Linked DNA regions of Mus musculus: region 2 is linked to region 1. The links are chromatin loops, found by intact Hi-C in ENCODE. Cell type or tissue: heart. All regions are shown on one strand.

Region 1 (2,500 bases):
AAGCTAGGGACAGGCGTCCAGGTGTCACATCTGCAGAGTGCTGGAGCTGGTGCCATTTCCATTGTAAGCCAGCTGAGAATCACTAGTTCCAGGGCTCCCAAGAAACAGCAGAGGGTTGAAGCAGATACTGTTAAGAGCTCCCTTCCTTGGACTGAATGGAAACCTGTTCTGTTATAGTTTGTAACAAACAGACTGCACTTGGCAATGAGTCCTGGCCTTTCTATCCATCATGATGATTCTCTTGCTGTTAAGCAGACATTTTCTGAGTGTCCCTTAAAGCTAACAGTGGCCGAATGGTCTTTAGCAGGAAGGTTTCTCCTCTACTGATGAAAGAGAGAAGTGGCTGGCACTGGCTTCCCCTTTCCTCCTGTCTCTTGACCTTGAACATGATTTTCTAGAAATACCACAAAATAAACAACTGAACAAAACAACATGAAACACTGAGAGCCAATATGGTAAGAAGGCAGGACAGAAAAGATAGAACTTTTCTGGTGTCTTCGGTACATCACAGAGCACATGTCAAAAACACAAAACACACTCATGGAGAACTTCCCTCCATGCAATAACTTGAGTTATATCTGAAGCTGTCCTAGCAGGCATGGCTGTATGGCACAGAACACTTCCAGCCAAACGCAGAGCAGGGGCTTCTCTTCTCGTCCTCAGAACTCATTCGTCCTCAGCCGTTCTCAATCTACTACACACATTTCATCCGAACTCCTGGAAAATCCCACACCACAAGAGTCAGCATGTCATTCTACAGAATGAAACAAATGAGCAAACAAACGAACTTGAATAACACCATTAAATAAGAAACTTACTTAAAGTATCTCCATTGGTTATTCTGGAATAAACTGTCTCCTGGACTTATCCCTAGTGGCTGTTTTGAAAACCTAAGGCCTTTATTATTTTCTGAAAGCATTAAAAAAAAAAAGATATCTGCCCTGTTAGTGATTAAAATCAACTTGAGTTGGGAGGCACGTATGAAAGGACAGATTTAGTCATTCTAATTAGGTGATTGGTTGCCCTCTAGTGGTAGGAAATGGTAATAGTGTTGTTATGCCAATGTGGGTTGATTTGATTGTGTTCATGCAATTGTTTATTGAACAGCTTATTCTATGCCATGTATAGTCCTAGGCTCTGCAATGGCACCACCAAGGAAAATAAGCCAGGATCCTAACTCCAATAGAGTAGGCTGAAAATCAAATATGAGAGATCTCAGAAAGCAATTATTAAAATTGAACACAGTCGTGGACCAGGGCTAAGATGACATTCGCTGTTGTGCTGTGTGCAGTGTTGTCCCTGATCAGGTGACATTTAACCCGAGAGCTGGAGGCTAACATTCCAGACCAAAGAAGGAGGCTGAGTAAGAATCTCCAAGTAGGCGTGGGTTTGGGGTATCTGATTAGCACAATGTTCAGAGTGGCTGGGGCTCTCCATTGAAGGTGGAAAGGCCAGGGGATGGTTTTATCCATAGCCTCAGAACATCAAAGTAGATTGAATAAAATTGGACAAGGAAAACACACAGATTGACTGACATTCTTTAAAGCTTACTCTGGGTACCAAGTGGAAAAGAAGCGGTATGGGAAGGGAGCGGAGATGGGTTTACTATAGCAATTCTGCGTTGGAAATGGTGGCAGCTTGATCCAGCACAGCACAGGTAGCCGTAGAGAAAGCTGACACACATGGATATATTCTGGAGGTGAACAACAAGATCTGCTGAATGCTTGGATGTTGATGATAAAGGGAAAGAAGGACTCAAGAATAAAGCTCAAAATTTCAAAACGCTTTATTTTTGCTTTATGTGTTATGAGTGTATGCGTGTATGTATGCACACTGCATGTGTTCAAGGAGGCCAGAGGATGGCGTCGGATCCTCTGGGGCTGCAGTTACAGGTGGTTATGAGCCACCATGTGGATGCTGGGAACCAGAGGAGATGGAAGCCATTTCTCCAGCCCTCAATGCTCAATTTTTAATTATTCACTGAATGGAAGGAAATGGGGGAGATTGACTGAGGTGGGTAAGGCTGGCTGAGAGTAGGTTTGGGAAACAGATCAGGTCATGGCCTTCAAGGTTAGGACACAAGATACAGAATAACTTTTTGAAGAATAGGTTATGTAGTAACAATGGGCAAATAAAAAGAAACACGCTTGTTGCAAGAGAGAAAAGACAGACATGGAACTCACCACAAGGAATTAGAAAGACAGAGTTCCAGAGTATAGCATGAGAAAGTCAGCCAGGAAAAAGAAGTTAGTGTCTAAGAAGCAAGGGTGTTGGAACTATCTTTGAATTGTTCTTTTTCTAATTCTGTCTTGTGGGGACTCGCACCAAACATTGTAAAGTGTCGTGGGACACTAGTGTTAAAGTGGTCTAATCCCTTTCTTTCACAAACAAAATAGGGGACACCTCAGAGACAAGGGGGCAGAACTACCCCAGCAAGTATGAAAGGAAATACAGGGGGGGGGGTCTGCTCTGAGGGGCACCGAATCCTTATATCAGTTCT
Region 2 (2,500 bases), 770 kb after region 1:
CCTCTCCTGTCCTACCTCCTATTTCCTGCTTCAGCTCATTGGCCATTGGCATTTTTATTGACAGGTGATCTCCATAGAATACATATGAGTATTTTGCCTGCATGTATGTCTGTGCACTGCTAGTGCCTGAGGAGGCCAGAAGAGCGTTGTTGGATCCTCTGGAACTGCAATTATACATAAATTGTGATGATGATGATGATGATGATGATGATGATGATGATGATGATGATGATTCCTGTCTTTGTGAAACCAAGCCATTATCCCCGGGAATTCAAATTCGGCAAGTGTTTCACTGCCAGTGTGCACACCTACTGGCACAGTCCTGCCTGAGAGCTGTTGCTTTTCTAGGTAGAAACAAGGTGCCATCATGACTCAGGATGTTCAGATGATTTGGGGGGGGGGGGTGCGCGGGGGAGCTTGGCGGGCGGGGGAGGGGGCGGCGGGGGGAGGGGGACAGGTTATGCCATGGTAAGCACAGGCTTCTTTCTGGTGCCCTGCTCTACCCAGCCACCCAGAAGGGGAAGTGTGGCTTACTGGGGAGTAAGGAATTTGAGTTTAAGCAATTATTAAAAGGGCAAGAAATCCACTGAATTTTGTTCTAGAAAAGACCTTCAAGGAATTCGTAAATCAGCCTCCATATTCTTGTGATATAAAATCCCTGTCTGGAAACTGACAGCTCAGTGCAGACTTAATTAGAACCATGTCATTGGCTCCCAGGAAAAAGACAAAGCTACAGCAAGCAAAACTGGCACCAGATTAAAAACCGTCCTCCGGCGGCCTTGTTGCATTTATGCAGACTCGGCGGTACTTCCTAGGCCAAAAACACTGCCTCCGACGTTCACAGTATCAAGGTGCTGTGTGTGAGAAATCACAGGCCAAGCACCTCCAGGTGAACTGATGTGAACAGAACCTGCCAGTATACACTGCACAAACATATCTGCATTAACCAAGACAGTAACTAATCCTGTGTATCTGAGGAGGTAGCCCCTGGTCCTCTGCACCGGCATGTACTTAAGCCCCTCCTCAGCTGATCCCCAAGCCTGTTTGCTCCCCAAACCGGAAGCTCTGCCTTTGAGAGAGGAGACAGAGCGCCCCCTAGTGAAACAGTCTTTCCTCACATTACACTTTAGCACTACGGTTCTCATGTTGTAGATTTCTGGTAAATATTTCTTCAGGTTTATAGGAGCCACGTAGTGTTCTGATACATACATACATACATACATACATACATACATACATACATACATACATACATACATACATACATATATATATATGTGTGTGTGTGTATATATATATGTGTGTGTGTATATATATATATATATTATATAAATATAACGATAAAATCGTTGTAAGGAGCATAGCTGTCACCTCAAATGTTCATCATTTATTCCTGGTGAAAAGTTCAAAAATGTCTAGAATTTTGAAATACTCATGATTGTTAACTGTACCCTAGGGTACAGTAAAGTAACAAAATTTATTCCTATTTATTTGTAATTTTGTACTTGTTGAATGGACATCTGTATTTTTCTTTCTAGAGTCCAGGCCTAAAATGCTGACTGTGACTTGAAAGCCTGAAGCCTGATGCCCAAGTCCTAGAGGTTTTCACCTATTGTTTAAGAGTTGCAAAAAACCCTACTGGTTCCAGAGTTTTTATCTTTAAATGTGTGTGTGTGTGTGTGTGTGTGTGTGTGTGTGTGTGTGTGTGTGTGTGTGTGTGTGTGTGTGTGTGTGCATGTGTGCCTATGTGTATATGTGCATTTATGTATGTGCATGTGTGAATATGTGCATGTATGTGTACATGTGTGCATGTGTACATGCATGTGTGTATATGTGCATTTATGTATATGCATGTGTGCCTGTGTGTATATGTGCATGTATGTGTGTGTATGTGCACATGTGTATGTGCCTGTGTGTATATGTGCATGTATATGTGTGTGCATGTGTGCCTGTGTGTATGTGTACATGTGTGCATATATGTATTGTGTATATGTGCATGTGTGTGTATGTGTGCATGTGTGCCTGTGTGTATGTGTACATTCATGTCAAGATACTTGTGCAAGCATGTATATGCAGAGGCATGTGGCTGCCAGAGGCTGATCTCACTGTTCCCCTCCACTGCTCTTTACCTTGGTTTTCGAGACAAGATCCCTTAGCAACCTGGAGCTCCCAGACTTAGCTCCACTGTCCAGTCAGCCAACACAGGGATCCTCCTGTCTCTGCCTCCTAGTGCCAGGAGGACAGGGGCACTCTTGGCTCTAACATCAGTGATGGAAATTGAGTTCACATCCTCACACTTAAGAGGCAAGCACTTTATAGACTGCACCATCTACCCGCACCCCCCAAAGTTTTAAATTCACAAACTAAAAAAAATTGGTAAATGTGGCTAAATATCTCCAAATATCGACTAGATGTATATTAGTTGCTTTGTTTTGTTTTGTTTTGTTTTGTTTTGTTTTGTTTTGTTTTGTTTTGTTTTTCGAGACAGGGTTTCTCTTTA

The links. A loop is a pair of places that touch in the nucleus more often than their neighbours do. Peaks named below come from ENCODE experiments on the same cell type or tissue, not always from the same donor. Only the 100,000 strongest peaks of a DNase experiment are listed, where the experiment ranks them.
Region 2: a loop joins it to region 1, with 4 times the contacts of the local background. A loop is called at or near these places in 24 of 42 quality-filtered maps.

The regions. Positions count from the first base shown.
Region 1 is chr14:48,369,049-48,371,548 of GRCm38, reverse strand. No RefSeq gene overlaps it. Among named protein-coding and RNA genes, the nearest start is that of Tmem260, 76 kb to the left of the region's middle. In heart, CTCF peaks have their summits at 832 and 1,031 (motif pointing left); no DNase peak of the experiment used is centred here; H3K27me3 peaks cover 890 bases.
Region 2 is chr14:47,596,598-47,599,097 of GRCm38, reverse strand. No RefSeq gene overlaps it. Among named protein-coding and RNA genes, the nearest start is that of Atg14, 29 kb to the right of the region's middle. In heart, a CTCF peak has its summit at 1,092 (motif pointing left); no DNase peak of the experiment used is centred here; H3K4me3 peaks cover 296 bases; H3K27ac peaks cover 320 bases.